2 separate regions of the Mus musculus genome follow, and region 2 is linked to region 1. The links are chromatin loops, found by intact Hi-C in ENCODE. Cell type or tissue: left cerebral cortex. All regions are shown on one strand. Each heading gives the region's core, and the rest is flanking DNA. Links, peaks and the distances in the headings are about the cores only. Region 1 has its middle 22 kb from the start of A930003A15Rik. Region 2 has its middle 17 kb from the start of Lamp3.

Region 1 (16,874 bases), core at 5,794-13,793:
CTCTTCCACCAGACATCACAATGTGTTGATTGGGCTTAATGAGGTCTTGCATGGAAAACACTTTGACCTGCTGATCGATCTTACCAACCCACACCCATTTTGCTCTTTTGGTGGTTATAACAGTTCCAACCCCATGTCACATCTTCACTACTTTCTTCACAATTCTTAAATTCTGTCTTTTCAGCTTCTGTGAATTTAACTAATTCTTTCCTTGGATATGTTAATTTCAGAAATTAAAGGATACTTATGGTACAAATTTCAGAAGAGTTTACAGTAAAAATGAATTTGCCTTTTTCCTTTCTCTGAACTATCACTTTTTCCTTGCTAGAGAAAATATTTGAGTATGCATTGATATATTTTTGTAGATTTTTCTTCCAGTTTATAACAGAACCTAGAGTATAATGCTGATGTGTGGCTTTTAATAGAATTTAATCAATAATATATCAATATGAAAAGAGGTGGGTCTTACAAGATTATATTGGAACTGAAGATCTTCCTCCTCTTCATGACACTGTATTGTGTGTGTGTGTGTGTGTGTATACATACATATATATGGTTTCATTGCTATGAACAGACACCATGACCAAGGCAAGACTTATAAAAAAACATTTAATTGTGGCTGGCTTACAGGTTCTGAGGTTCAATCCATTATCATCAAGGTAGGAAGCATGGCAGCATCCAGGCAAGCATGACAGTGGGGGAGCTGAGAGTTCTTCATCTTGTTCCAGAGGCAAACAGGAGAAAGCTGCCTCCCAAGTGGTTAAGAGGAGGGTCTCATTGAACAGTGACACATTTCCTCCAAGGTCACACCTATTGCAACAAGGTCATGCCTCCTAATAGTGCCACTCCCTAGGCCAAGCATATTCCAACCACCACCCTGGAATAAACAAGCCTATTACCTTACTAGTCATATAAAACTATAGCACAAATAATTATACATGGCACATAACACAGTACACATTTGATAATGATCATAAATAACTATATTATTAGTTTATGTATAGGTTACCTTATACATTATAATGTATAATGTGTAAAACTAGACTAAAAACAATGACAAATTACATATATCTAATACATGCTATCACAGAGTATACATTCCTATTGCCAAAGGGAGGGGTGAGGGCATAGAAAGAAAGGACTGGAGCACAACAGACCGAAATTACAGGACAAACATCAAATCCTGAAGTTCCATGTGTGACACCTGGGGCTTCAGTTCAAAGGGCTTAGGTGACTTCACCACTCCAGTTCTGCTACCTTCAACATTACATTTCTCTCCCTTGGAATGATTCCACTCCTTGTATACAACTCTTTTTGGCAGATATCTCACAGTGTTGGCATCTCCAACATCATGAGGTATATATGGCAACCATGGCTTTACCTTCACAGGTTCACACAATGGGCTCTCAGGGCCTCCTCATAAAGACTCAGAGGCTACCACATACTGCATGACTTCAGCAAATATCTGAAACAATAGAGGAAGAATCCAGGACCCCTTTCAATCTTGCAACTTTTTTATTTCCAAAACCAAGTAGATGACACTGTCAAGTTCTGCTGACAACTCAGGATGGAGCCTGCTGCCCCCTTGGATAACATCAGCAGCTTCTGTATGCTGAAGCCAGTGAAGAAAGCTTCCCCAGGTAACTGCTTTCTGGGAGCATTTACACTCTGTCCTTTCCTGGGTTGAAGCCTGTGTGGGTGAGGTCTTGCCTTCAGGGCAGTGCAGAATGAGAGTCTTCTCTTCAATGTAGCTAATCTCTCTAATGATTACAGCCTCTCACTTTTCAGCACATGCCTTGACTTCACTCTTAAATTCACTATTGCTTTCCTCTGCGAGCTTTGTTTGTTTGTTTGTTTACTTTATTCTGCCCTACATGGTGCTCTTTCTCATTATACGTCTATGTAAGTGCGATCAGCAACATTTCCACAGACTCAATGATATAGCATCTTGAAATTTCAACCATCAAACAAACTATTACTGTAAAATTCAGTTTTATGCAATTTCTCAGGACATAAGTACAACACAGCCAGATTTATTGCAAGAATATAATTAGAATAGACCCTAGCCCAGCTCCTGTTAGAGCTCCTGCTCTCCTCTGAAACCTCATGAACCAAATCACCATGCTCTGGACATTTCTGGCTCCCAATAGAAAGACCCAATAGGGTCTGTTCACATATTTCAAGAGTTTTTTAAACCAAAATTTTCATACTGTTTCACAAACTTCTCATGAATCAATTCCAAAGTCAGGTTTATCGCCTCAAAGACCCTACTTCCAGGACTAATTTCTGTGTTATTTTCTTTTCTGTTGTCATGATAAAATACCCTGACAAATATATTTTGTCTTACAATTCTAGAGGGGATAAAAATCCATCATGAAAACAAGGCATGACTGCACAAGAATGAGGCTAATCTGTCATACTACATTATCAGGAAGTGGGGTCACCCTCAGTGATGCACTTTATTTCAGCAAGGCTCCACCTCATAAATGTGCCATAGCCTTCTGTAAACTAAGGTCAATTTATATGTATTAGGCTTTAACCAAAACCATTTAAAACTAAAATGTAAAAACAAAACAAAAAATGCTTATAGCATATTTAAAAAGTAGTTTTGTGTAACTTTTGTGTATTTGTATTTTAAACTAAATGATGTTAGGTTGCAGACATGGGACAAGAGTGGGAGGTGCATATTTAACACACCAAAGTGGATCTGACCTTTAGGTTCTCCCAGCAATCCTCAGTCATTACCTGGCAGACCCTGCCCTCTGCCCTAAACTTTCCAGCCCAGGGGCTGTGCTTCCCCTCTCCCAGAGGCTCTTTCCTATATAATCCAGACACTTGGTGCATTCTCTCTCTCTCTTTCTCCTTCCCTCCCTCTCTCCCTCCATCCCTCCCTCTCCCTCTCTGCATTTTCTCTTTCCCTGAACATGCTCGTTCTTTCTTTCTCTTCCTCCCTCCTTATGTATTCTCCCATGGAGAATAACTTATCAAGTATTACAAGAGTCCAAACATTTTTTTTAAAAATATGTATCATTTTATTATGTTTCATGTGATGCAAAATATCTACAATAAAATAAAATCCAATTTCTCCAATGGCAACGAAGTGTCTGATGCACCCCTGAAACGATCAATCCAGGAAGAACAGCAAAGCGGCCAGCCACTTGCAATGCACTATCATCAAATATTGGACAATCTTACCTCCGTAACTTCTTTCATTACAAAGATAGAACATGTAACTTTATCCAGCATCTCTCCAAACATTTTTTAATTCAAAGTTTATAAAATACAATTTTTACAGCATATGAAAGCTAATTATCACAAAAGACAGAAAATATTTTAAAATAATTTAGTATGCTGTCCCTCCACTTGTCTGCCATTTGGTGACATGAGCAAGGGAGAAATGCCCACCCCTACCAATCACGCCTTGCCACCTGTGGCAGGCAGAAGAGTTAGCTCAGGCAGTCATGAGAGCAGAAAAGTTGGCTTCCCTCTCACTAGCTGCAGCTTTCAAGAAAACAGGCCCTGCATCTTGCCTGGGCAACACAGTAGAGCTGACCCTGGATTGAGGGTCAGCCAGGCCCTAGGGCATGAGAGCAAGAGAGCTGGTTCTGCCCCTTAACTCCTGCAGTGTTGGGTGAACTAGCCACCTCTGTGCTGGAGAGCTCGCCCTGGTGGTGTGAAGAACACCTGTGGGCCTCAACTCTCAGCTCAGGTTCAGATCCAGGCCTTTGAGTTGGCCCACCCTAACACCTACCCCATCTTTGAACTGCTGGAGGGTGTGAAAAGACTAGCCCTGCAGATCTAAAGCTGCAGAAGCTCCATGCCACAAGGCAACAGCAGGGTATCTGAAGGACTCCTGGTGAAGAACCAGTGTTGATAGTAGCTGACAGCTGAGTTCTTGGACCAGACTCATGATTCATTGAAATGAAGATTTGCAAGTAAAGAAGTGAGAACAAAAAGGTGTGTGATGGGATACACTGTGACACAGGACAGCTACCAAAACGGGTTTTTTTTTCTCTCCTGGGAAAGTAGCAAGGAAGAGGATGATTATGAAGGTACAGGGAGATGAGTGGAATTGGGGTACACACATACAAAAAATAAATAAAAAGTTAAATAATAATATTTTAGCATGTCCATGTGTGCAACATGTAGAAGGTCTCCAGTAGTGTACAAGAGGCTCTAGGCCTGCACATTCACCTCCCACTCACTCCCTGATTTGCCCAGAGTAGCAATCCTGTCAGCACCTTGCTTACTAAGTGTCTTTACAGATATGCCTTCTTAAATCCTTTGTGCTGTGTTTACACTGTATCTGTTCTATGGTTAGCCTGTATGTTTTATCTTTTTTTTCAATTTTAAAAATGTTTAGCAATTTTCATTTGGGGCTTTTGCAAAATTTTTAAATAATTTGCTTACATTCTTAAAAATGCTTTATGTTTTTCATTAATTTTATTGGATATTTTCTTTATTTGCATCTCAAATGTTATCCCCTTTCCCACCCCCACCCCCGCAGAAACCCTCTATCCCATCCTCCTTCCCCGTGTATCTATGAGTGTGTTCCTCCACCCAACCACCCACTCCCACCTCCCTGCCCTCAGTTCCCCTACACTGGGACATCTATCCAGCCTTCATAGGACCAAGGACCTCTCCTCCCATTGATGCATGACAAAGCTATCCTCTGCAAAGTGTGCAGCTAGAGCCATGTATACTCCTTTGTTGATGGCTTAGTCCCTGGGAGCTCTTGGGGGACTGATTGGTTGATACTGTTGTTCTTCCTGTGGAGTTGCAATCCCCTTCAACACCTTCAGTCCTTTCTCTAATTCCTCTATTGGGGACCCCATGCTCCGTCCAATGGTTGGCTGCAAGCATCCATCTCTGTATTTGTAAGGCTCTGGCAGGGCCTCTCAGGGGACAGCCATCTCAGGCTCCTTTCAGCATGTACTTCTTGGCATCCACAATAGTGTCTGGGTTTGGTAACTGTATATAGTATGAATCCCCAGGTGGGACAGTCTCTGGATGACCTTTCCATCAGTCTCTGCTCTACACTTTATCTCCATATTTGCTCCTGTGAGTATTTTGTTCTCCTTCTAAGAAGGACCGAAGCACCCACACTTTGGTCTTCCTTCTTATTGAGCTTCATGTAGTCTGTGAATTTTATCTTGGTTATTAATTTTTAAAGTTAATATTGGAAACAGGTTTCATTATGCCATTTTCATGTATGTGTCATTATACTTTGTTCTATATGTCCCCTTCTCCCTGTGTCCTTCTCTGTACCCCTTCTCAGTCAGTGCCTCCCTGCCCCAGACAGCACCCCCTTCTGCTTTTAGGTCACTCATGTCCCATAACTCTCTGTTCCCCAGATCCTTAAGATCTCTTCATTCCCTTCTCATCATCTTCTGTCTAGTTTGCTCACACAAATGCTATTCAAGCATGCATGTGTACACAATAACTTTATTCTGAGTTCCATATATGAGAGAAAATGTGCAATATTTGTCTTTCTGAGCTTGGCTTATTTCACTCCACATAATGATGTCCAGTTCCCTCAATTTTTCTGCAAAATACTGTGATTTCATTTCTCTTCATGGCTGAGTAACATTCCATTATATATTTGCCACATTTCTGTATTCATTCTATTGATGGACTTATAGACTACTAGACTACCTCCATGTCTCACTGTTGTGCCTAGTACAGCCATGAGCACAGATATAAAGGTACCTCTGTGGTCTGTTCACTTAGTCTTCACTGTTTATGCAAGGGTGAGAGAGTTGGCTCATAACAGGAGTTCTACTTTGAGACAAGGTCTCTGGGTTATCTCCTTCACCTGTAGACCATAGAGCTCTGCAATGCTGGGACTGTTCAGGGCAGCCATGCTCAGCTATTTTTAGTTCTTTTGTGAAACCTTAGTACTGATTGTTACTATGATGTAAACTTTTTATTCTGACAGCCCAGGCCCTGCTTCTTTGCCTCAGAAGCTTAGAACCTTAAGGTCAAAGGCGCTCCACAGACATGCAGCATCCCTGCCCCTAGAAGACCTGGGATAGACTCAGGAACCTACCCTACCCCCACCTACATGCCTCATGGGAAGCATAGCTGGACCAAAATCTTTGACAAATGGTTTTAGTGGTAATGAACCCCATCCTAAAAGCCTTTTTCAGATTGGTTCCTTTCTTTATTCTGATCTGGAAGGTGACCCAAGAAAAAACAAGACATCTCTATAGGAACTGAGAGATTGACAAGAACAGAAACTGAGACTCCACCTACCTCTGGTGAAGAAGGTGCTGTTTGACCACTTGACCCTGCAGCAGCCAAGCAACAAGTGGTGGTAGAGAGGAAAGCATCTTTTAAGTATTTTTGTATTTGTCCTAAGACATTCAAAATAACGTTATGGTAGGGGGTCACCACAATATAAGGTTTTGAAGGGTGGCAATGTGTTGTGTGTAGCTTTGCTACCCTGCCTAAGCTCCAGGAATAGGCCATGCTTCTCTAAAGCATTTTTTTCACTCAATCTCCCTTACTTCTCCCTTCTGTGGAGCTTAATATTTCTATATACTTAAGAACATCTAAACAATTACTATTATACTCACTTCTACTTTAAAAACAATGGAATTAAATTTTATTTATCCCTATATTTTGATTATCTGCTTGTAGGAATCAGGCAGTTTTTTCTGTCTGGCTCTCTGCCTCAGAGCAGTCATCCTGCGTCTTTTCACAGCAGAAGATCTGTGAGCTAAGGCTTTCCCTGTGTTCCTTTGTTTAAGTTTCCTGCACACTGGAGCCATCACATGACTCACTCTGCTCAGCTTAATAAGAAAACAATTCTCCCCTCTTCCTAGACCTTTATCACTGTGTGTGTGATCAGTCTGAGAACTCCTAAATGAATAGTGGATTCTCGACTTCCACATTGGGTGCCATCTGTTTCATGTAGCTTTGCTGCCCTGCCTAAGATCTGGGAAAGGGCCATGCTACCAGCCCCTATCCAGCTTCCCTTGAATTTACAGATAAAGGACACAGACACACACAGTTATTCAATTTCTACTTGCCTTTGACACAATTGCTGGGTGCTGTTTATCTCCTGCCTGGGAAAGAGTGCCATTATCAATATTCTTATCTCCACACCTCAGTTGTATCCAGTGCCTGCTAAACACCCTTTACCACCTGCCTGTAGGAGCAGCCTGTGTGGCTACTCCATTTGAGATCTTACATGACTGGTCACCTTTTCTCCATCAGAAGCATGGTGAACTCTCCCCCCCTTCCCTCCCCTCTCCCCTTCTCCCCCCCCCCCCCCTTGTATCTGTCTCTTGCCTCCAGGGACCTGTAAGTCCTGCCTATTCCTTCTACCTAGCAATTGTCCCATGACTTTTTTACTGACAGATCAAGAACCAATTGGGGAACAGGACCTTAGCATCAGAACCATTCCTTCAGCAATGTCAAGGAGGTTGAGAACCACTGCCCCAAGAAACCCTAATCAACCCATAGGTGTTTGATCATTGAGAGTAGTTACTGAAAAGGTAATTTTCTTTTCATCATTAGAGTGCAACAAACTAGTAAAAAGTAATTTTTAATTCAATAGCAACAGCATGATAATTTTGAGTTTACTTTCTCATTAAAAGCTGTTTATGAGTTTACTTCTCTTAGTGAAAAGCCTATCTGCTCTAGGAAAGGAATGGTCTTGTGGTTCTTACATTTGAAACACCCTGAGCCCTTAGGGCTATTGTTAGAATTGGAGCTTTTTTTTTTTTCTTTTTAGTGCCTACAATTTACTGCTTATGAAGAGACACCATAACCAAAGCAGTTTATAGAAGAAAGCATTTAATTTGAGGCTTGCTTATAATTTCAGGGAGTTAGTCCATTATCATTGTGGTGGGAGCATAGTGGCAGGCAGGAAGACACCAGATCAGTAATTGCGAGCTTACATCCTGATCTGTAGCCAGGAAGCAGAGAAAGATTGAGCCTGGTGATTGCTTTAGAAATCTCAAAGCCTACCACCAGTGACACATCTCCTCAAACTGGGCCACACCACCCAATCCTTCCCAACAGTTCAGCTAACTTGAAACCAAGCCTTCAAACATATAAGGAGGCCATTGTCATCAAACTACCACACTCAGATACTTATTTTAAGGCCTGGTGGTGGCAAGGTCTGTGAGCCTGTTGGGAAGCTCCATGAGGGATAGCAGATAACTAAGAATCAGTTTTGAAATTTTCTTATTTAAGAATCTCCAATAGTTAAACATTTTTAAAGCTTTTAAGTTTATATAAATAAAACTAAGCACTTTTTAAGCATTATATATTTATCATCAGAGAAGCATTATGTCCATCCTTTGCATCCAAAATTATTGAAAAGCCAGAATATTTTTAAGGTGAAATCTGAGCGTATTGCTATAGATGGGCCAGCCAGGCAACCTCAGGGAAGAGCAGGAAGAGATCTGTTTACTGATGTAGCAGGAAGTGAAAGGACTGCTGTCCTGCACCATGAAAATGGCTACTGGAAAAGGAGGCCCTTTAGGAACTGTGCATATATGGTGTTCCCAAAAATGAAAGTTTGCAGGTTTGCTTTAGTGTTTTTGTTTCAACTTCTTTAAGAAATTTTCTTAACTGTTGTGCTTTCCTGTGATATTTGGGGGACAAAGAAAGTGAAAAAGCAGCCACTTTAGGGAAAGCTGAGCTCTTTCTTTGTGACAGGATTCGAAGTAGAATCAGGCTGGTCTTGATAAAGAAAGAGAAATAAGTAAATAAGAGAGTTAGGGCTGGAAGGGAACTTATAGAGCATGGATCCCTGCTCCTAAGATTGACCAGATCAGACCAGCCTAAGATGCCCAAATTTCCCTTCATCTCGTCAACTTTCACCACTCTAGCCAGACAAAGTGGGATCCTTGGGGAGATTCAGAGCTTCTGTCTCTTTTGGCAACTGCAACATCCAAAATTCGCATCCCCAACAAAGGATCATCCAGATGTGCTCCTATGAAGGAGGGCTACTCTTTCCTCACATCTGGTGCTCAAAAATGCTTAAACTAAGTCATTAAGGATTCCTCACACAGTGTGATAAATTCCTCACATGAGGCACCAAAATGTTTTAGCTTGAATGCATTAATACTAAACTTAGAGTCAGGAAGCTCCACCCATCACAGGACCATAACTGAGGAGCTATGAACATGATTGGCCCTCTGGTGGGCACGTTTAAAAGTGCAACCTACTTTCTGCCTGAAAATCCTAAGGCTGAAAGTGCAATTTGAAGTCATTTCCAGCCCTTCTTTTCATTTGACACATATCGTATGGCTTTGCATATATCACATGTTAATAATAAGCCTTTTTGGTCAGGACAATATCTCCATGCTACAACCTCTCTGTGTTTCAGTTTTCTCAACCAAGGCAGCATCAATTCACACCCAGAGTTCATACATGGATACACAAGATGGCATTTGTCAAAACTGTTTTCTGGGTCAGGATGCACTGCAGACAGAGCTTGTATAGAAAACATTACCCACTCTTTCTGGCCAGATGGTATGAATAGGACACTGTCCTGTGAATTTACAAAACATTATATAGTATGGAAATCTATGTTTTTCTCATATACAAAAGAGTTTTCAGTAATAATGGGATAATTGCTGGGTGTCAGTTTCATAGAACTTTATAGTTTACTACTCACGATTCCCAGCAGATGCTGATGCAACAATATTTGTTGAGTGTTTAGTTTGGTCCCTGATGGGTGCTGCATGCTGAAGACACAGAGACTGACAAGAAAGTCCTCAGGCCTGGGAGCTTTTAGTCAAATAAGGACAGTTCTAGCCTCTGATGTGTTTGGAACATTTACAACATTGGGCAGTGAGCTAAACATCTTTTGAGAATGGTCTCATAAAATTCTCATTCAAAACATATTACATACAATCTATTACCCAGATTCTTCTGTGTTGTTTTGTTGTGGTCACCTTGTGAAACAGTCTCATATAGCCCAGGCTGCCCCCCCTCACTCCCTGTAACTGAACCTGGAACTATTCCACGTGCCTCCACTCTCCTCCCAAGTGCTAGAGTTACAGGCATGCACCCTCATCATCGTAAGCTTCTTAGCCTGTGGGCTATGACTCCACAGGTAAAATTCTGGCAATTGTAAAAGGTTTCTAGACACAAGATGACCAAGAAAAATCAAGGTAAAACATAATGAATCAGAGGTGTTCTGACAGTGCTGGTCCTGCAACCACACTGCAGTTTTCATTTCTAAGCACATAACATGCACACTTTGTCCTGCTATGGCACACACCACCATGCCACACGGAACCAGAAAACACTCCTTGAGATTCCTCAGCTCTGAGTACAAACGTGCCCAGCAGAGGGCCAACAATGTTCATAGCTCCTCAGTTAAGGTCCTGTGGTGGGTGGAGCTTCCTGACTCTAAGTTTATTCTTAATGCATTCAAGCTAAAACATTCTGTGCAGTGTTTTCATGGTACATACATAACACTTTCTGATGCATGCAAGCACAGCCAAACTAATACTTAGCATTTTTCTTCCACTATTCCTTAGCACATGAGCGTCAGATAGTCAAGCTTAGCTTCCGTAGTGCGCTGCATTAGATCGCCTAACTTCTAAGATTGCTCTTTGAGTTGTTTGCTTAAGTTTCATAAAGAGAACAACAAAAATAACCATCACCAGCAGCAGCAGCACCACTACCACCACAACAGCAACTGTTAGTTGAGCCAGGCATGGTGGCATATGCTTGTAGTCTCAGTACTTGAGAGGCAAAGGCAGGCTGATCTGTGCAACTCAAGGCCATCATGGTCTACGTGTTGAGTTCCAGACCAGTCATGGTTACAGTGAGACCCTATCTCAAAATAGTCCTTAACATACTTCTGCCACTTTTGTTCTGCATATTTATGTAAAGAAGCATCCTTGGCATTAACAATTACAAATTAATAAAAATTTCAGCCAGAGAAGAAAGGATGGACCATCTAGAGACTGCCATATCCAGGGAGCCATCCCATAATCAGCCTCCAAACGCTGACACCATTGCATACACTAGCAAGATTTTGCTGAAAGGACCCTGATATAGCTGTCTCTTGTGAGACTACGCCGGGGCCTAGCAAACACATAAGTGGATGCTCACAGTCAGTTATTGGATGGATCACAAGGCCCCCAATGGAGGAGCTAGAGAAAGTACCCAAGGAGCTAAATAGATCTGCAACCCTATAGGTGGAACAACATTATGAACTAACCAGTACCCCGGAGCTCTTGACTCTAGCTGCATATGTATCAAAAGATGGCCTAGTCGGCCATCACTGCAAAGAGAGGCCCATTGGACTTGCAAACTTTATATGCCCCAGTACAGGGGAACACCAGGGCCAAAAAGTGGGAGTGGGTGGGTAGGGGAGGGGGGGGAGGGTATGGGGGACTTTTGGGATAGCAGTGGAAATGTAAATGAGGAAAATATCTAATAAAAAAAATTTCAGCCAAATCTAAAGACATCAAAGATGCTCTGTGCCCTGCTATGCCAAATATTCTCCCAAGGTTTAATTCTTTATGTAAAAATAAACAAGCATGCTGTATAGTGGTAGTACACACCTTAAATCCCAGAACTTGGTGGGCAGAGACAGGCAGATCTCTGAGGATCCTGGGCCATCCTGATCTACAGAGTAAGTTCCAGGATCACCAGAGCTACACAGAGAAACCCTGTCCCCCACCAAAAACAAGAAAAAAAAAAAAAAGAAAAGAAAAGAAAAGAAAAGAATCTACCTCATTAGTGTTTGAATTTGCTTTTCTCCTAAGTAAATAGTAAAATGTGTATACTAAATAACTTTAAAATAAACTTTGTTTTCTATTCATAAATGTTTGGGTTTATGCATATTTTATGTACCTATATGTCTGCAGTCATAGAGTTCTCAGGTAAATGGAGTCATGAAGGGAAAGCCTAAAGAAGCCTTCATGTTACCCTGCTTTCAAGATGTGGCCACTGGAACTTGGAAGCCCTTGATGCAGCAGGCAGCCTTCTGGGGTAACACTTTTACTGCACACAAAATTTTTACTATTTTGTAATTGCCAATGCCAGGAACGCTTCTTTACATAAGTATGCAGAACAAAAGTGGCAGAAGTATGTTAAGGACTTTGTTTTGCACTGAAGATTGTAACCCACCTCCCAAGAAGATGCATTCTCTAAAGTCACTTGGAAATAACATTTTTAACACCTAAATATTGTTTCCTGTAGTGATTCAGTCCAGTTCTTCCTTCCAGCCTAATGCTCCCAGAAATAAGACTCAAACTCAAAATATGTTTACATATACCTTGGCCATATAGTTAGGCTCTACTCTGACTAGATCATAACTAAAATAGCCCAATTATTTTAACCTACAATCTTCCACTTGGCTAGTTACCTGTGATCAGGTACCATGTGCCCATCTCATCACATCTTCTGAGCCAAATATCCCACTTGGCTTTATCCTAAAATTCTTTCTCCTCCTGGATGTTCCACCTCCTATTTTCTGCCTAAGCCATAGGCCATTATATTTATTATTGACAGGTGTCACGTGCATGCAGACATAAGATATTCTCTATACAGTGTCTGTTTTTAAAATAAATTAATTCCTAATGTCTAAGAATTTGCATTAGTATTGCCCTTCAGTACCTGTGGGACTTGGATCAGGTGCCTATATAGCTGCAATACAAGAACACTGATGTTCCTTATATAAAATAATATATTTGCCTATAACTCATATATATATCAAATATTTTGATCTTGTCTAAATTAATATCTGGCATAATACAAATGCTATGTATATAATTGATTTGTTACATTCTTTAGGGAATAATAATAAGAAAGAAAGTCATCATGTTTAACAGAGATACAGCTTGTTTTAAATATTTTTCATCAATGATTGAATAAATGGATGCAGAAACATAGATAAAAATGGGTCAAACATAATTTGTAGTTTAGTGAGTGGGATCTAGGCTTCCTGGAGGTCACTGACTGTAGAAGTGTGGGCTTTGGTTCCTGATCCCAGTAGGATTCAGAAGGAATGAATGCATGTGGTCTGAATACATCTATTCCCATTTCTATGGGCAGTGATCAGCATGTTTCTGTCATATGAGATGATTACCCTAAACACCCAGGACAGGTGACAAGCATTCTGAAGAGCCATCCACAGCTCATCTGGATGTGAGTGTCCAGAGCACAGAATCAGCAAGATCAGTGATTCAGGAGGTCAAAGTTTGTTGAGTTCACAAAACTTTAGTGTTTTTTTTTTTTTTTTTTTTTTTTTGGAGGCAATTTTCTAAAACCACCTATTAATGCAGCCAACTTGGACTTGTAAGCTGAAGGCCTCACCCTTTCCCTTCTCTCAAGTCTCTGTCCAAGCAAAGGTGTCTCTGTTCATACTATCTCAAGTGATAGGTATGATGTTCCCCTACTAAACAAATACATTTGTCACAATACTGTATATACCACTTGGTTATCTGAAGCTAGACAGCAGGAACTTTCTTCGTTCACAGATGGAACCTGAAAGGTCTCAGATGTAAGTTCAAGAGCGACACTCAGACAGATTGCTGGGGTAAAGAGTTTATTAGAAGAGTTGTTAATGCCATGGACAGAGACAGACTAAACAACAGCATCGTGGAAGCTCCAAGGAAAGTTCAGGACCCAGCAGCAGAGTTAGACAGCGTGATACAGCTCTGCAGAGAAGAAATCATGGCCCGTGTGGAGAAGTGAGAATCTCTTAATACTTTTCAGCGGGTGAGGTGGTTTCCCAGCCTTTTGTCAAGCCTCTCTGATTCCCAGTCAGGGAAGGGGTGGAAACAAGACCTTTGCCAGTCAAAGTCCCTGTTTATCCTAGCAATCTGATAACCAGGAATCCACAGACAATGTCTCTGAAGGTTGCCTGTGACAGGGAAGGCTGCTGAAGGTCCTGTGACCTAACAGCAGTTGGGTTCTATGTTACATTCTTGTGGAACCCTGGTGCTTACACTTGTCTCTGGCATACAGTAGGTGCTCAGTAACTATCTGTGCGCTACTTCACGAAGGCTCAACCAACATTTTCCTAGTGCACTGTCTGCCTAGGACTTAGGACAATGTCTACACCATGCCTTTTTCTCTGGGTTTCCACAGTGAATCAGTCATGAGAATGCAACTGTGATAGCTAGGTTTCTGTCAACTGGACACGAGCTGGATGCTTCTGAGAGGAGAGTTTCAATTAAGAAAATGCTTCCATTAGATTGCGCCATGGGCAAGCCTGTAGGGCATTTTCTTAATTAGTGATTGATGTAGGAGATGTCCATTGTGGTGGTGCCATCCCTGGGCTGCTGGTTCTGAGGTCTAATAGAAAGCAGGCTGAGGAAGCCACGAGGAGCAAGTCAGTAAGCAATATTCCTACATAGCTTCTGCATCAGCTCCTGCCTGTAGTTCCTGCCCTGTTTGAGTTCTAGCCCTGACTTTTTTCACTGACGAACACGGGAATGTAAACCAAATAAGCCCTTTCCTGCTCAAGTTGTTTTTGACAACCTACTCATGGTGTTTCATCACAGCAACAGAAACCCTAACTAAGACAGCAGCAGTCTCCCAGGATGCACTTTGGCAGCTGAAAGCATACAGCATCTGTGCCCACTAAAACCTAGTATCTAGAGATGATGGACCACATATCACTGTCTACAGCCACACCTCAGACCCTACATTTGCTTGCTCCTGCCCTACTCCCTTTTCCTGTTTCTCACTTGGCCTTGTGTTTCTGGGAAATTACTCAACAGATATGCCTATTACTACATTTTCATTATGAAAGAATAGAATTTCACCCACAGAACTCATGTCTAAGGTCAGACTTGTGTTTTTCTCTGCAGTCAGATATGTCCATCTGTTTCTAATGGAGTGCTGCTGTGGGGGTTAAATCACACCTTACCAGCTTTTTCCTCTCATCATCTTTGCACAGTCCACACCCTCCAGCCTTGTTTTTCGGGTATATGTTGTGACTCCTGATGGTAGACAATTACTTGTCTGGTGCATTAGTTGGGTTTTGGTGGGTTATAAATAACACTTTAGAGAAAGGCAGAATAGTACACTTTATTTTGGTACATGTAAGACTGCTGTTATTACTGTTTTAAATCTGACATGGTAAGTTCATTCTATTGGTTGTGTTCCCTAGAGAATCCTGACTCAAACATGGCTGCCTTAGTCCACTGCCAAGGCTCTAGAGCTTGTCTCTCTGCCCTTAGAATCATCACTGATTTGTGCTTAGTCTTGCTGCTATGAAATTGCCTCAAGAGTTAGAATAAGTTGGATCCTGAAAACCTTTTTTTTTTAAAAGAGGCTAATATTTTACTACAATATTCACTGGCCTCAAACTGGATGGGTGATAAAAAAAAGTTTGGGCAAAGAAAATATTAACCTTTAATACTATGCAATAGCTGGACCTGATTTGTAGAAATCAAGGGGAATGATCTAAGGTGCCTAATATACAGACTTTTGTGGCTCTCTGCAGGATGGGGAAATCTAAGCTCTATAGAGCACACTGGCAAAAATGTTTCACATATGCACTCACTTCTGTGTCTCCTGTAACTCTCCTCAAAGGAAATGCCTAGCTTCTCAGGAATAACTAGAGCCCATTTTTCTGTTGAAGCACAAACCCTCATAGTACAAGAAGCTCAAAGGCTGTTCTGAGTCTTCCCACACCACCCAGGACAGCTGTTATCCACCAATGCCATTCTGAGGTCTGACTCAGAGTCTTGTTTCCGTTTTTTCTCTCCTGACTTTTTCTTTCAGATATTAACCAGAGCTCAAGACTTCTTTTAAACTCTGAAACTAATGCTTTGTTCTTTTTTACTCTCTCTTTTCTTTTCCGTATGGGAACTTCCCAAACCCCCATTCTCTGTCCCATTTCATAACAGGTTACTGTATTATTCTTATTGCCTTCCCAAATGGGTATAGACTTTGTCTCAGGACTGTTTTTCTTTTTATTGCTCAAAGACTATTCCTAAAAACTTAATAACCCAAATGACTATATTGACACAAGATCTTTCAATAAGATAGAAACTTCAGGCTCTACACGCTTAATTGTTGAAAATTCTATTCTTGATGGTTAACAAAGGAGACCTGAAGAGCCTACCTCTGACGTGACCATCTTACAGAACTGAAGGCATTTCAGACATACACTGACAAAAGACAGCCTCAGAAGGGCAGGCAGACTCAACTGGACCTTATGCTATCTCAGCTCATAGAGCTGTCCTAGCTCCTAAGGACTGTGCTCATTAAGTGAGCCTGCCTTCCTGGGAGAGGCTCATAGAAGATCCCTGACCTGCCCATTGGATTAACCCTTGAGGGAGTAGACAAGGACGTGTCTCCCCCTAGAGATAGATTCCATTATTTACAGGATCTTACTATGTACTCCATGTTGGACTCAAACTTTGTAGACCCTCTGGCTCAGCCTCCTGAGTGCAGGGGTATGCATGGTTTATCAAGTCTTTGACAGTTTTGACATACTCTAGGAAGTAATTGAACAGGGGCTTGGGTCATTTGGTCAGTGTGACCTTGAACTTCTGAAGGATAAGCTAAAGTATAGTCTGTATCTCTGGCTGAAGGGTTTAAGTGGGGCAGACATGCTGAGCACTGCAGAGTAGAGTGGTATTTGCTTAATAAACTTTAAGACCAGGAGAGCTGACCACTTGCATGGATGTTGAAGCTAGTAGTATGACCATTTCGATCCATCCATCCTGCACCAGCAATTTCAGATTTTACATCCAGGTATCAAAATGAAGTGCATATTTCTGCCTTTCCAGATGGTTAGAGTGTCTTCCTTCCTGTCTTCAGTTACTCTGGCTGCCCTTGAGGAAGACTCCTGAGAATAACTTCAAAACAAATGGAAACATTGGTTTGTGATCTGCATATTCTAGGGCCCCCTCTCCCCAACAGCCAGTATT
Region 2 (16,874 bases), core at 5,153-13,152, 180 kb before region 1:
CAGTCCCATATCACCTAAAGAAATAGAAGCAGTTATTAATAGTCTCCCAACCAAAAAAAGCCCAGGACCAGATGGGTTTAGTGCAGAGTTCTATCAGACCTTCAAAGAAGATCTAATTCCAATTCTGCACAAACTATTTCACAAAATAGAAGTAGAAGGTACTCTACCCAACTCATTTTATGAAGCCACTATTACTCTGATACCTAAACCACAGAAAGATCCAACAAAGATAGAGAACTTCAGACCAATTTCTCTTATGAATATCGATGCAAAAATCCTCAATAAAATTCTCGCTAACCGAATCCAAGAACACATTAAAGCAATCATCCATCCTGACCAAGTAGGTTTTATTCCAGGGATGCAGGGATGGTTTAATATACGAAAATCCATCAATGTAATCCATTATATAAACAAACTCAAAGACAAAAACCACATGATCATCTCGTTAGATGCAGAAAAAGCATTTGACAAGATCCAACACCCATTCATGATAAAAGTTTTGGAAAGATCAGGAATTCAAGGCCCATACCTAAACATGATAAAAGCAATCTACAGCAAACCAGTAGCCAACATCAAAGTAAATGGAGAGAAGCTGGAAGCAATCCCACTAAAATCAGGGACTAGACAAGGCTGCCCACTTTCTCCCTACCTTTTCAACATAGTACTTGAAGTATTAGCCAGAGCAATTCGACAACAAAAGGAGATCAAGGGGATACAAATTGGAAAAGAGGAAGTCAAAATATCACTTTTTGCAGATGATATGATAGTATATATAAGTGACTCTAAAAATTCTACCAGAGAACTCCTAAACCTGATAAACAGCTTCGGTGAAGTAGCTGGATATAAAATAAACTCAAACAAGTCAATGGCCTTTCTCTATACAAAGAATAAACAGGCTGAGAAAGAAATTAGGGAAACAACACCCTTCTCAATAGTCACAAATAATATAAAATATCTTGGCGTGACTCTAACTAAGGAAGTGAAAGATCTGTATGATAAAAACTTCAAATCTCTGAAGAAAGAAATTAAGGAAGATCTCAGAAGATGGAAAGATCTCCCATGCTCATGGATTGGCAGGATCAACATTGTAAAAATGGCTATCTTGCCAAAAGCAATCTACAGATTCAATGCAATCCCCATCAAAATTCCAACTCAATTCTTCAACGAATTGGAAGGAGCAATTTGCAAATTTGTCTGGAATAACAAAAAACCTAGGATAGCAAAAAGTCTTCTCAAGGATAAAAGAACTTCTGGCGGAATCACCATGCCAGACCTAAAGCTTTACTACAGAGCAATTGTGATAAAAACTGCATGGTACTGGTATAGAGACAGACAAGTAGACCAATGGAATAGAATTGAAGACCCAGAAATGAACCCACACACCTATGGTTACTTGATCTTCGACAAGGGAGCTAAAACCATCCAGTGGAAGAAAGACAGCATTTTCAACAATTGGTGCTGGCACAACTGGTTGTTATCATGTAGAAGAATGCGAATCGATCCATACTTATCTCCTTGTACTAAGGTCAAATCTAAGTGGATCAAGGAACTTCACATAAAACCAGAGACACTGAAACTTATAGAGGAGAATGTGGGGAAAAGCCTTGAAGATATGGGCACAGGGGAAAAATTCCTGAACAGAACAGCAATGGCTTGTGCTGTAAGATCGAGAATTGACAAATGGGACCTAATGAAACTCCAAAGTTTCTGCAAGGCAAAAGACACCATCAATAAGACAAAAAGACCACCAACAGATTGGGAAAGGATCTTTACCTATCCTAAATCAGATAGGGGACTAATATCCAACATATATAAAGAACTCAAGAAGGTGGACTTCAGAAAATCAAATAACCCCATTAAAAAATGGGGCTCAGAACTGAACAAAGAATTCTCACCTGAGGAATACCGAATGGCAGAGAAGCACTTGAAAAAATGTTCAACATCCTTAATCATCAGGGAAATGCAAATCAAAACAACCCTGAGATTCCACCTCACACCAGTCAGAATGGCTAAGATCAAAAATTCAGGTGACAGCAGATGCTGGCGTGGATGTGGAAAAAGAGGAACAGTCCTCCATTGTTGGTGGGAGTGCAGGCTTGTACAACCACTCTGGAAATCAGTCTGGCGGTTCCTCAGAAAACTGGACATAGTACTACCGGAGGATCCAGCAATACCTCTCCTGGGCATATATCCAGAAGATGCCCCAACAGGTAAGAAGGACACATGCTCCACTATGTTCATAGCAGCCTTATTTATAATAGCCAGAAGCTGGAAAGAACCTAGATGCCCCTCAACAGAGGAATGGATACAGAAAATGTGGTACATCTACACAATGGAGTACTACTCAGCTATTAAAAAGAATGAATTTATGAAGTTCCTAGCCAAATGGATGGACCTGGAGGGCATCATCCTGAGTGAGGTAACACATTCACAAAGAAACTCACACAATATGTATTCACTGATAAGTGGATATTAGCCCCAAACCTAGGATACCCAAGATATAAGATATAATTTGTTAAACACATGAAACTCAAGAAGAATGAAGACTGAAGTGTGGACACTATGCCCCTCCTTAGATTTGGGAACAAAACACCCATGGAAGGAGTTACAGAGCCAAAGTTTGGAGCTGAGATGAAAGGATGGACCATGTAGAGACTGCCATATCCAGGGATCCACCCCATAATCAGCATCCAAACGCTGACACCATTGCATACACTAGCAAGATTTTATTGAAAGGACCCAGATGTAGCTGTCTCTTGTGAGACTATGCCGGGGCCTAGCAAACACAGAAGTGGATGCTCACAGTCAGCTAATGGATGGATCATAGGGCTCCCAATGGAGGAGCTAGAGAAAGTAGCCAAGGAGCTAAAGGGATCTGCAACCCTATAGGTGGAACAACATTATGAACTAACCAGTACCCTGGAGCTCTTGACTCTAGCTGCATATATATCAAAAGATGGCCTAGTCGGCCATCACTGGAAAGAGAGGCCCATTGGACTTGCAAACTTTATATGCCCCAGTACAGGGGAACACCAGGGCCAAAAAGGGGGAGTGGGTGGGCAGGGGAGTGGGGGTGGGTGGATATGGGGGACTTTTGGTATAGCATTGGAATTGTAAATGAGTTAAATACCTAATAAAAAATGGAAAAAAAAAAAAAGAAAATTGTCCCAAGAAACAAGCTGGAATAGCCAATCTAATACCGAATAAAATTGACTGTCAACCTAAAGTTATCAAAAAAGATAAGCAGGGACACTTCATACTCATCAAAGGAAAAATCTACCAGAATGAACTCCCAATTCTGAATATCTATGCTCCTAAAGCAAGGGCAACCACATTCATTAAAAAACAAAAAACAAACAAACAAACAAAACCTAAAAACAAAAACAACTTTACTCAAAGCACACATTGCACCTCATACAATAATAGTGGGAGACTTCAACACCCCACTCTCATCAATGGATGGATCATGGAAACAGAAACTAAATAGAGACACACAGTGAAACTGACAGAAGTTATGAACCAAATGGATTTAACAGATATCTGTAGAACATTTTATCCTGAAGCAAAAGAATATACCTTCTTCTCAGTACCTCACAGTACCTTCCCCAAAATTGACCGTATAATTGTTCACAAAAGAGGCCTCAACAGATACGAGAAGACTGAAGTAATACCATGTATCCTATCAGATCACCACTGACTAAGGCTGATCTTCAAGTTCTAAGCATAAATGGGAGAGTGTTAAATGACTTCCAGCCCATCCCAGAGAAATTTGGCAGTGTATAAAGGCAGTTTGATTGTCATAATTTTTAAGTAGGTAGTAGATGTGGAGACATGTTATGGAGTGGAAAGAGGCTAAAACTGCTACTAAACACCCTACAGTGCATATCCTAGATTCAGCATCAATTTATCTGGCCCCACATGACAAAACTCACAGTCAACAAGCCCTTGCCTGAGCTTCTCAGTATTGTACTTTAGGAGAGTCAACACCCTCAGCTGCAGTTCCCAGAGTAAGATGCAGAGTCTGTTCTCCACTTTAGGTGCCCATGGCCAAGTCCACACTGCTGCCTCCCTCTCCTGAGAACAACATATACCCAGGCAGGGATGGTGGCCATCTGTCATATGAATCAAGGGCAGTATTTCATGTGTCCTGCCCTCACTGACACTACCTGCACCAGGACACAAGTCTTCACCTCTGCAACACACAGCAGTGTGAGAGATAGACAATACCTTGAAGCAATTCTCCATGATGTGGGTGGCCCTGAAGCATCAAGAAGAAAGTCAGAAATCCATTAGCCTGACTATTCAGCAGCTAGGCTTTCTCTCGTCTTCTGCACCCATCTTTCCTATATCCTTTCTTTCATCACATTTGGTACTTTTTCTCCTCTCCAGAAAAATGAACTTGAACCCACTGGTTTCACAAAAGTTATTCAACAGGAAAAGACCTACTAAGTGAGATATGGGGACAAAAGTGAACTCTCATAGTAGCAATAGGAGAATGCATTGACCCAGACAATGCCTACTAGGTGATGCCCATGTTTGCCACTGAGATCCTTCCTATCAGGATCCCTTAGTTGTAACCAGAACCCAGCACTGTCAAGAAGGTGATGCAGGGTGGCATGCAAAACTCAGCTTCCTAACTGGTCTAGGTATTAATGGGAGAGAATCCTGAAAAGAGAGAGAAAGAAGCTGAGGAGGGAGGGGCAGCTGACGAAGGATGGCAATGAGGAAAGGCATGAGAAAGGCAAGAAGAAAGTTACTTCTCCTTTCCCATAGTTTCTGCTTCTTCATCATTTCTAGGGTTTCCATGGGGATAAGATACCTGCATAAGCAGCTTCCTTAGGGAGCCAAGTAAGGAATTGGCTCCATGGTAGGAGTTTAGATGGTCCCACTGCCCAACAGCAGGGTGTGGGGAGCAATGCTGTCTCAGGAATACAGCCTCACTATCTCTTACTTCTATACCATCTTTCATTGAGATGGCATTTCTCACTGTTTGATCTGAGAAAAAAAAGGGGGGCTCCCAGGATGATTGATTATCCTAAAGAAGGATCTATAGTGCTCAGACACAAAGCCAGAGATTCCTGAACTGAAACTGACTAGAAAGCCTCCTCCCTGAGAACTAACTCATGGTACCAAAAGCAACTCATAGGACTCTGATGCCTATGAACCACCACAACCAGCTTGAAATAACACCCTAAGGCTGCAATAGTGATACCCATTCCTTGGCAGTAACCAGCATCTAACTGAATATAAGAACCACTCATCAAGAGGGAAATTGTGCCTGGTATCAGAAACCTAGGCAACTACTCAGAGCTATTGAAATCACAGATCTTAGGGGAAAACCTACCACTGCCATTTTATTAAACCAGCATACTACTTAAGTATATTCTAAATATTTGTCCTTATACCCCCAGATGAATATAGTTTTCATCCTCTTCTCTTCGCAACAGATGGAGACTTAGAGAAAATTACAACGAGTAAGAATGTAGAATTGTGGACCCCAGTCCCAACTGATACATCTTCAAAACACCTGCTACACCTAAAACTCAAGGAACTTTGTGGAAGAGAACAGAAAGATTAAGAGCCATGGGGATCAGGAAATGTGCTATGAAACTGTCTTCTGGTAATGTCAGAAGCTACACCCATAAAGTCTCACCAATATGACTGCCTAAGAATAAACTGAACAAGCACTACAACAATAGACATGCTAAAGTGGATAGAGGACCTATGAGATTCCTAACCCTACACAAAGAACTACAGACAGCTAAGAAATGCTGGGAGCTGGAGAAACAGTCTTTTCCAGGGAAGAGCAAGCCAATTGGTCATTCAGTACTAAATGGTCAGCTCTGAAATGCAGATACACAAGTAGCATTATACAGACAGACTGAGTAGGTTATATTTATATTTATATATGGATATACATAATCATACAATAACAGTTAGTGAAAAACATGGTGATGAATTTGAAACAGAGCAAGGAAAGGTATATAGGAAGATTTAGAAGGAGGAGAAGGTAGAAGGGATGATGTAACTATATTATAATCTCAAAAGTGAAAGAGATAATCTTAAAGAAAAAAATGTAAAGTGCTTTCTGCACCCTGGGTTGGATGGGACCTGAGGTAACCCAGGAACTGAAAGACAAGTTCCAGCCAATTTGCAGGATGTGATGAAGTGGAGTTCCAGAAACAAGTAATGCTCGCTAGCTGCTTTCTTGGACCCTAGTAAGACACCCAGAACTACTTAGCTGTCCACTGAAAACTGTGAACATCTATTGTAGGTTTAAGTTACTTGGGTTTGGAGATCTTGTTAAACCTATAAATAGCCAATCCACACTTGAGAAATTGGTGAGGGATGATAGCAGAGGGACCTGGCTCAGTCGTGTTTGCTCCTTATAGGAAATGCCACATGAGACATGTTTAGGTGATTGTCCTACACTGGTGCCTACTGATGTCAGTAACATCAGTGAAGATGAAAAAAACAGGCTTCCTGTAAAGTCTGCAAGGGGCCTTGTCCTCTGTCACCACCCTCTATGATCCAGAAAGGCACACACAGTGTTGAGATACCAGGGGCCACAGAGCCACCTGCTGACAGACAGGGTGCAAGTCCACCTTGGTGACTCTCATACTAAGGAGGGAAGAATTGGCAGGCAATTATAGAAATGCGGGCCTAAGGAATTCTGGCTACTTAGAAGACTGAGCCCTGGGGGCAGGGATGCCCCAAGATGGAAACATTGTTTGCTGTTACTGGCTCCCTAAAGGAGAGAGATCAGAGGGAAGCTCCGGGCAAAGAACAGAGGGCTGTCATGCACTTAGCTCAACTATTCCAGGGCTTACCTTAGCCATGTCCACTCTAAAATATAAAAAATATTGAACTTATAAAAAAGACAGATCCTCCAAGCTCTACTGAGACTCAGGGTCCACTTCCCTCTGTCTGTGCCACTTGTGACAGAGACAGTGAAAGAAACTACCATGTTCAGTAATGGAAGCCAGTGGCCTCTGCTGCTCTTCCACCTCCTCTGTGAATGTGGAGGTAAATGGGACACCCATAGGACCCCAAGCTGGTTTAGAGCTAGGTTTTCATTGAGAAGTGCACATTTTATATCTCAACATAGTGTATACATAGAAAATAAAAGGTCAACAAAATTAAAATGAAAACATATAGGGCAGAATTTCCCCTTACACTCAGTGATGCCCTTGTCTGTCTCATCCTGTCCCTTCCCATCCACAGGGTCTGTTCTATTCTACAGAATAGAGCTGAAAACATGATACAGGAGGTGGGGCTGGGGAAGTCACAACATCTCAACATCCAAATGTTCTGGACCTCAGCCTCCCAGGGATGTTGATACAGAGACAATACTCTATTCACCTGGTCGCACCATGGCTCCTGGAAAGCCCAGGATTCTCAGGCCCTGTAAATCTTGGAGAGCACTCTGCAGTCCAAGCACCAGAACACAGGGAGAAGCGGGTAGCTCGTAGGCATCAAATCCATGACAGTTATTGATCATCAGGCCAAAGGCCGTAAGTGGGCCCTGACCTCTGAACAACCGTCCCTCCCTTGCCTCGTCCCTGCTAGTTCCTAATCTGCCTTTGCTTGTACCTTAAGTCATCTACATGTTTAGTCCTCTCCTGCCTTCACTGACATAGGCTCTACTGCCCTGTCTTGGGTATAAAGGCTTTAGCAGCACTGAAGGCACACAGTCTCAGTCAGGATCTTTTCAGTCACCAGAACGGATGCAAGTAAGCAGAGAGGCAGCCACTATCTACTGCTCAAAATCAGCAGATCTGGGTTTGAGTCTCACTGCCACTCAATAGAGATGTCATTTATTCTCTTTGACCACACAACTTCTTTTTAAAAAAAAAATCTCTAAAATCAGAATAATTCCTAGTTTACAATGCTGGTAAGAAGATTAGCTATAATTCAGAAAAATGAGATCCCTGTTCATCATAGAAATTCAATAAATAGTACTTGTGATGGTCATGGCTAGTAATCACCACAGTAAAACTGAAGCAAGGCTCTGGGCAACTCTGGTCTTTCCAGTATGTTAGCATACTTATTTTGGGGTAGAATTCACTTGCCATGCCTCATCATCATATACTCTCAGGATATATGAAACCAGTTATAAAAGTATCAAATGGTTTTAAACTAGAGCACACATGCACACGCACAAACACACACACACACACACACACACACACACACCATATGTGGTGGGGGAAAGGTTTGACAGGTTGTTGGTGGTGGTTGGTGGTTTATGGGTTTTTTGTTTTGTTTTTGTTTGATTGATTGATTGATTGATTGATTGATAACAGCAAACTTTTAAAGGACAGATACATTCTTGCAATATGTGGAGAATGACTGTCCTCAAAGCCAGCAGCTGGCAAAGGAGTTGTTCTCTGAGTTTTGAAGTCACTTTCAGGCTGTGTGGCAAAATAAGTAGACTGTTAATTGAGGTTGGGTAAGAGGAAAAGCGAACCACAGACCTTCGTAGACAAATGCTGTAGTTCACACCACATGGTTCCCTGCATGGATTAGGGAATATAGTTTTAATAATTTTATAGTTCTAATGTGTAATTCTGATTAAACATATTGAGTAGAATTTACCAAATAAAGCTGTCAGTAAATTTAAAGTAGCCTTAATGCCGCATCTTCTTGTGCAGTGCCAGCCTCCTCCCGTAAACAAAATGGTGGAGGTCGGTGTGAACGAATTTGGCTGTATTGGACGCCTGGTTACCAGGGCTGCTGTCTGCTCTCCACTTGGCAAAGTGAAGATTGTTGCCACCAGTGACCCCTTCATTGACCTCAACTACATGGTCCACATGTTCCAATATGACTCCACCCACGATGGCACAGTCAAGGCCGAGAATGGGAAGCTTGTCATCAACAGGAAGCCCATCACCATCTTCTAGAAGCAAGATCCCGCTAATGGGCCGTGATGGCCGAAGGGCTGCCCAGAACATCATCCCTGCATCCACTGGTGCTGCCAAGGCAGTGGGCAATGTAATCCCAGAGCTGAACGGGAAGCTCACTGGCATGGCCTTCCGTGTTCCTACCCGCAATGTATCCGTTGTAGATCTGACAAGCCGCCTGAAGAAACCTACCAAGTATGATGACATCAAGAAGGTGGTGAAGCAGGCATCTGAAGGCCCACTGAAGGGCATCCTGGGCTACACTGAGGACCAGGTTGTCTCCTGCGACTTCAACAGCAACTCCCACTCCTCCACCTTTGATGCTGGGGCTGGCATTGCTCTCAATGACAACTTTTTAAAGTTCATTTCCTGGCATGACAATGAATACGGCTACAGCAACAGGGTGGTAGATCTCATGGCCTACATGGCCTCCAAGAAGTAAGAAACCCTGGACCACCCACCCGAGCAAGGACACTGAGAGCAAAAGAGAGGCCCTCGGTTGCTGAGGAGTCCCTATCCCAACTCTGCCCCCAACACTGAGCATCTCCCTCACAGTTTCCATCCCAGACCCGCATAATAACAGGAGGGGCCTAGGGAGCCCTCCCTACTCTCTTGAATACCATCAATAAAGTTAGCTGCACCCCAGATAGATAGATAGATAGATAGATAGATAGATAGATAGATAGATAGATAGATAGATAGATAGATAGATAGATAGATAAAGTAGCCTTAACAAAATAAATGTTTTTGATAAATTAGAATTTGAAGACAAAATTGTGCCTTTTCTCTTATTACCCACTAGGTGGCAGAATGTAACCATGGTATATCCTGCTGACAGTTCTTATTGGCAAAGATGTTAAATGAGTGAACTAATTTCTTTTATTATTATTATTATTATTATTATTACGTATTTTCCTCAATTACATTTCCAATGCTAGCCCAAAAGTCCCCCATGCCCTCCCCCGCACTCCCCTACCCACCCATTCCCACTTTTTGGCCCTGGCATTCCCCTGTACTGGGGCATATAAAGTTTGCGTGTCCAATGGGCCTCTCTTTCCAGTGATGGCCAACTAGGCCATCTTTTGATACATATGCAGCTAGAGTCAAGAGCTCCGGTTAGTTCATTTCTTTTTAAAACCAGCAATATTTTTCTATTCCTTTAAACTAAGCACATTCCTAACGTTCAACCCCAGAATGTCAACCAAAGTTCACGATTTCCATTGGTAGCAGAGGATCTTCTCTAAAGCCACGCTTAAGGCCTGGGCTCCTCTTCTTGTCTTCCAGAGGATGATGGATAACTATGGCTGAGGGTCAGATGCTAACAGAGAACTTGGTACAAAGGCTAAGAGCGTCTGCATGTTTATCCTTACAAGGCTGTGTTTAATCCCATCATGTAAAATAAATGATAAAGGAATTTAAGCATAAAGAGACAAACCTGCTTTTCAAGCGAGACTGGAGAGATGACTCAGGGGTTAAGAGCACTGGCTGATCTTTCAGAGGACCCATCTAGTCTCCAAAATTAACATGGTGGCTCACAACTGCCTGTGGCTCTGGTTCTAGGGTTCAATGCCTTGTTCCAGCCTTCTCAAGCACTGCATGTATGTGGTGTACAAACATACCTGCAGGCATTCACACATACACATGAAATAAAAATAAAAAAATCTAAAAACAAAAAACAAGGCTCTGCTTCTCATTTGCTCTCTCGAACTCTCACAGGATGGAGCACTAAAATGCTCCCAGGGGGACAAGACGGAAATAGGATATTTTATTTGGTGCAGCTTGGGCTATGTCTGCTGAATCTAATGGGGCACAAGTATAATAGGATTCAAGAAATTCACTAGACTGGATGTGGGCACAGGATGTGGGTTCCAGGGAAACCCTGAATGTTGAATGTGACATGGGCAGCTGGAGGGAGCACAGGTAGCCCATCTGGGCCTACGCTGCTATGCCTCTCTCTACCAGTGACTACAGGGTCACTGGTGAGAAACAGGGCTAATGTCACTATGAAGTTCCATAGGAATGGAGACAGGATGGGAGGTCGAGCTGAGCAGGTGGAAGCTGCAGAATTAGGGGAGATCCATACTCAAAAAGTATGGCTATGTGATCCCTGGTAGAGAACATGGCAAGTGTCACTGGCTGGGTGACTTTGGGTATCACCCAAAGATTTGTAGAAGGGACAGACGCAGGCAGTAATGCAGGGCCATGAGGACTAGAATCTTCAATGAATTCCCAACAATGTCTACTACTCACCTGAATGCTTAAGACTTCAAAAATACTCCTAACATAAAATGTTAAATATGAGCCTTTTATTAAGGCAATAATATATGCAAAATCATAGACATATATGTCTGTTGACTACCTCTGTTAATTTCCTTTTCATGGTGGATATTTAGGAGCTACCATACCAACAATAAAAATTAGCACCTATAAGCAGTTTGGATTACCCTTATATGACAGAGGCTGCTATTATTAAATCCTAAGATAATAATAACTAGAGCATTACATTTTGATATAAATTTTAGCTTTTATCATTAAAAGGCAAAAGCTATTTTCTAACTACTTGTTCTGTTGTATTTCAAAAACCAGTTTCTCAGGATTCTTATCTTGTCTAATCTAAGCTAAAGAGAAAGAAAGTATTAATTTTAAAAGGAAGCTTTTGGTTCCTTCTCTGCATGCATAAATTGGCAAATGATACAAATTCTTTGGTATTTTTTAAAACATCTATTTGTTGTGTATTATGCTGGTTAATCTCCATGGCTAACACACCTGGGAAGAGGGACCTTCAATTGAGAGACTGTCTTCATGGCCTATGGGAATGTCTGTGTGGTATTTTCATGATTCAAATGATGAGGGAGGGCCCAGGGCCCATCCCATAGTGAGCGGTAGCATCCCTCTGTAGATGGGCTTGGACTGTGTAAAAATGCTAGATGAACATCCAGAGAAAGTGAGCTTTCTCTAGTGAGCAGTGGTCCCCATGGTCTCTGACTCAATTTCTGTTCTGCTCTGAATTCCTGACTTGGCTTCCCATGATGATATACTATAACCTGTAAGACCAAATAAATTCTTTCCTTCTTGAGTTGCTCTTGGTCAGTGTCTTATCACAGTAACAAAGAACCAAACCACAACATGCATGGTAGTATGTTTACACGTGCTTATCTTTCTATATATATGGCAGTGATTGGCTTATGAATAAGTGGACATGTTAATTGAGACTTCTAAGCTACTCCAAATTATTTCTAGTTTATAATATAACTAAAATTTTAGGGGTAAATTCTAGGGCTAAAATTTAGGGATAAATAGTTTAAAAGGTTTAGTCAAGCTGTTACTTGATAAATCATTGTTTCCACTCTGATTCTATATATGGTCTTAAGGGAAAAGAAAATCCCTATTGCTTGGAAAAGAAACAGGCTTTCAGGCCATGCAAAGCCCTGGTCCAGGTTACAGTCATATCTTCATAGATTGCTGTTCTCATCTGAAGGTGATCGTCTAGGCTCTGCTATTCCAAGTCTGCAGATTGAGAGTGCAACCTAGCCCTGTACTTCCAGCTTTCCCTATGTAATTAATTTGCTTACAGAACAAAGGTTTTATGTTTTATCAAAATAATTGTTTTTATTCTGTACTAAATGTGTCAGGTACTAATTAAGAAACAACGTCTTACATTAGGCTTTATTTTTAAAAAAAGGATCTCTGTCAAGCTTTATCTCAGTGGCATTCAACAGCTACATTTTAAAAGCAAGAGTTGTTCCTTAATGGTAATATAATTGACATCTGGGTGCTCAATAACCATACAGAGAGACCTATACTAACACATGCATAGATGTCAAGAGTTGGCCCATATGTATAAGTCAACTAGGTTCCAGAGAGCTATAAGATATCTCTCAAAGGATCCTACAGCTCTGATGAGTCATCTGGACCCTTGATTAGAGAGGCCATGAATATTTCAGAGGACAGATTGTAACCAGTATAAAAGGAGAGTCAATACAGACATGCTCCCTATGCCTCTTAAGGAAATGAAATGCTCAAAAAGTATTTGACTCATGCCTAGCTGATGGCACAGTTGGTAAAAGGCTTAAGGAACCAAAGTTTCTTCACAAGTCTCAAGTAATCCCTGAGGATTAATCTCTCAACTAGCTTTGACATTAGGAAATAGGTTAAGTATCCACATTTTGGTCTTCCTTCTTCTTGAGTTTCATGTGTTTTGCAAATTGTATCTTGGGTAGTCTAAGTTTCTGAGTTAATATCCACTTATCAGTGAGTGCATATCATGTGTATTCTTTTGTGAGTGGGCTTAGTTCCTTCTTAGAATGGAGAACAAAATACCCATGGAAGGAGTTACAGAGACAAAGTTCAGAGCTGAGTCGAAAGAAAGGACCATCCAGAGACTGCCCCATGCTGGGATCCATCCCATATACAACCTCCAAACCCAGAAACTATTGCATATGCCAGAAAGATTTTGCTGACAGGACCCTGATATAGCTGTCTCTTGTGAGGCTATGCCAGTGCCTGGCAAATACAGAAGTGGATGCTCACAGTCATCTATTGGATGGAACACAAGGCCCCTAAAGAAGGAGCTAGAGAAAGTACCCACGGAAGTAAAGGGGACAGCAACCCTATAGGAGGATCAACAATATGAACTAACCAGTACCCCCCAGAGCTGTGTCTCTAGTTGCATATGTAGCAGAGGATGGCCTAATTGGGAGGAGAGGCCATTGGAAAGATCATATGCCCCAGTACAGGGGAATGCTAGGGCCAGGAAGTGGGAGTGGGTGGGTTGGGGAGCAGGGTGGGGGGTTGTATAGGGGACTTTGGGGATAGCATTTGAAATGTAAATGAAGAAAATATCTAACAAAAACAATGGAGAAAAGAGGAAATGGGTTAAACAAATCTCCCACGGCCTTTTTTCCTCACTTAATCCCTTTTTTGCACACTGACAAGTAAGTAATCTTTACTCCTGTTCATCCTCCAATTCTAATTCCCCAGTTTTATCTCCAGCTTTGTGGCCTCTCCTTCCTCCCTGCTCCCATTCTCAGGGAACTAAACAAAACTTCTCCCACAACCTTACTTCCTCACTGCATCCCTCCATTTTAGTCACCAACAACCTGGGCACTCTCTCCATGGATACCCACTACCCATGGAAAAAGGTAGGCAATTTTAATTATATATAATAAGTTATATATGGTTTTAACACACAGGCACAAAACAGCCAGGAAATCTGCACAATGGGAAGATACAGAATCTACAAATAATAGCAAAAAGAGGAGGAGGGGAGGAGGAGGAAGAGGAGGAGGAGGAGGAGGAAGAGGAGGGGAGAAGGAGGCGGTGGAGGAAGAGAAGCAGCAGCAGCTCAGATCAAAGGCCCAGAAAAATATTTTCAGCAATATCATAGAAGAAAAGTTTCCTAACCTAAAGAAGGTGCTTATTAACGTACAAGAAGAATAAGAACACCAAATAGACTAAGTCAGGAGAAAAATCTCTATGAAACATAAGGATTGAAACACTAACTTTACAGACCAAAGAAAAAAGCTGAAAAAGAAAAAGACCAATTAACCTATACAGGCAGACCATATTAGAATAACACGTGTTTTTTTCAGTGGGGACCCTAAAAGCCAGAAGAGCCTGGGCAGATGTTCCACAAACTCTAAAAGACTACGGATGGCAGTCCATAGTGCTATACCCATCAAAACTTTCAATCACAGTAAATGGAAAGCAAAAGACATTCCATGATAAACCCAACTTTAAGTAATGTCTGTTTACAAATCCAGTTCTACAGAAGGCACAAGAAGAAAAATTTCAATCAGAAATTGTTGATTACACCCAAGAAAACACAAGGAAGAATAATAATAATCTCAGACCAGAAAGTCAAAAGAGGCAGGAAAAAGCCCTACATCTCAACAGCAAAACAATCAGTAAACACTGCTCATTGATAATTCACAACATCAATAGTCTCAAGACACCAATAAAGAGACACATACTAGCAAAGTGGATATGAAAACAGGTGCAGTCTGCTGTATCCAGGAAATATGGCTTATCATCAAGGACAAATGTCACCTCAGGGTAAAAGTATGTAAAAAGATACTCTTAAGTAAATTGTTCCAAGAGAAAACTGGCATAGTCATTTTTGTAGTCATCAAACTAGACTTCAAGCAGAACAAATACAAAGAGATGGGGAAGGACACTATATATTGATCAAAGGAAAATTTTATCAACAAGATATTCCAATTCTAACATCTTTGCACCAAACACAAGGACACTCAAGATCATAAAAGAAACTTTAATACAGCTAACATCACATATTGATCCTTACACAGTGATAGTGGATGACTTCAAGATTTCACTGCCACCAATAGACAGGTTATCCAGACAAGACAAAACAGAGAAATACTGGTGCTGACATCATAAACCAAATTGGCCTAAGAGATATTTACAGGATATTTCAGCCAAAACACAGAAGAATATACTTTCTTCTGAGCAGCTTTCTCCAAAATTGACCATATATTCAGACACAAAGAAAGTCTCAACAGATATATGAAAATTAAACTAACATCCTGCATTCTATCTGAAATCCATAGATTAAAGCTGACTATCTACCACAATAGAAACAACAAAGAGCTTACAAACTCATAAAAACTGAAAAACTCACTACTGCATGAAGAAATGGATCAAGAAAAAAAATTAAGAACTTTTAGAATTGAATGAAAATGGAATCAGAACATACTCAGACTTTTGGACACAACTAAGGCAGTTCCAAGGAGCAACTTCATAGCATTAAGTGCCTACATTAAAAAATTAGAGAGATCTCATGTTAGTAACTCAACAGTATACCTGAAATCTTTATAACAAAAAGAAAAATTAATGCCCTAAAGGAGTAGACGGCAAGAAATAACAAATCTTGGGGCTGAAAACAATAAAATAGAAAGGAACCATACCAAAATTTACAAAGAAACAATTCAAGAAAGAGCTGGTTCTTTGAGAAAAACAATAAGACAAACTCTTATTCAAATTAACTGAAAAGTGGGTGGAGAAGATCCAAATTAACAATATTAGAAACGAAGAGGTAACAAAACAACAGACACTGAGGAAATAGAATCATAAGGACATACTTTAATAACCTACACATCACCAAATTTGGAAATCTAAAAGAAATGGAACTTCTTGATATATACCATCTATTAAAGCAAGATCAGGTAAGCAACTTAAACAGAACTATAGCCCCTAATGAAATGAAGCAATCATTAAAAGTTTACTAATCAATAAAAGCCCAGGGAAAGATGGTCTTAGCACAGAGTTCTACTGGACTTTCAAAAAATTGGTGTTAATACTTCACAAATTATTTTAGAAAATAGAAACAAAAGGAACATTGCCCAATTCATTTTACAAAGACACAGTTACCCTGATATCTAAACCACATAAAGACCCAACAAGGAAAAAGAACTACAAACCAATTTACCTTATGAATGCAGATACAAAATTCTCAGCAAAATACTTGTAAACAGAATTCAAGAACACATCAAAAGGACCATCCACCACGATCAAGTAGGCTTCATTCCCAAGACCTGTAGTGATGGCAGTTCAACTATGAGAATCAGTAAATGTAATCCACCACATAAACAAACCGAAAGCAAAACAAAAACATGATCATCTCATTCTCATTAGAGTCAAGAAAAGCCTTTAACAAAAGCCAACACATCCTCTCATGATAAAAGTCCTGAACAGACTAAAGACACAAGGGACATACCTCAAAATAAAGACAATTTACAACAAGCCTGTATCCAACATCAACTTAAATGGAAAGAAACTTAAAGCATTTCTAGCAAAATCAGGAACAAGGCTGTTCACTCTTTCCATATCTATTTCAAGTACTCTAAGTCTTAGCTAGAGCAATAAGACAACTGACGATCAAGTGGATATAAATAGTAAGAGAAGAAGTCAAAGGATCTCTATTATGAAGATGGCATGAAATTGATAGGATAA

The links. Peaks named below come from ENCODE experiments on the same cell type or tissue, not always from the same donor. Only the 100,000 strongest peaks of a DNase experiment are listed, where the experiment ranks them.
Region 2: it touches region 1 in a loop (4-fold over the local background); 7 of 42 quality-filtered maps call a loop at or near these places.

What each region holds. Positions count from the first base shown.
Region 1 is chr16:19,898,171-19,915,044 of GRCm38, forward strand. No RefSeq gene overlaps it. Among named protein-coding and RNA genes, the nearest start is that of A930003A15Rik, 22 kb to the left of the region's middle. In left cerebral cortex, for the core only: CTCF peaks have their summits at 9,169 and 10,338 (motif pointing right); a DNase peak (open chromatin) is centred at 9,159.
Region 2 is chr16:19,714,634-19,731,507 of GRCm38, forward strand. It overlaps the pseudogene Gm17799. Among named protein-coding and RNA genes, the nearest start is that of Lamp3, 17 kb to the left of the region's middle. In left cerebral cortex, for the core only: a CTCF peak has its summit at 9,693 (motif pointing right); no DNase peak of the experiment used is centred there.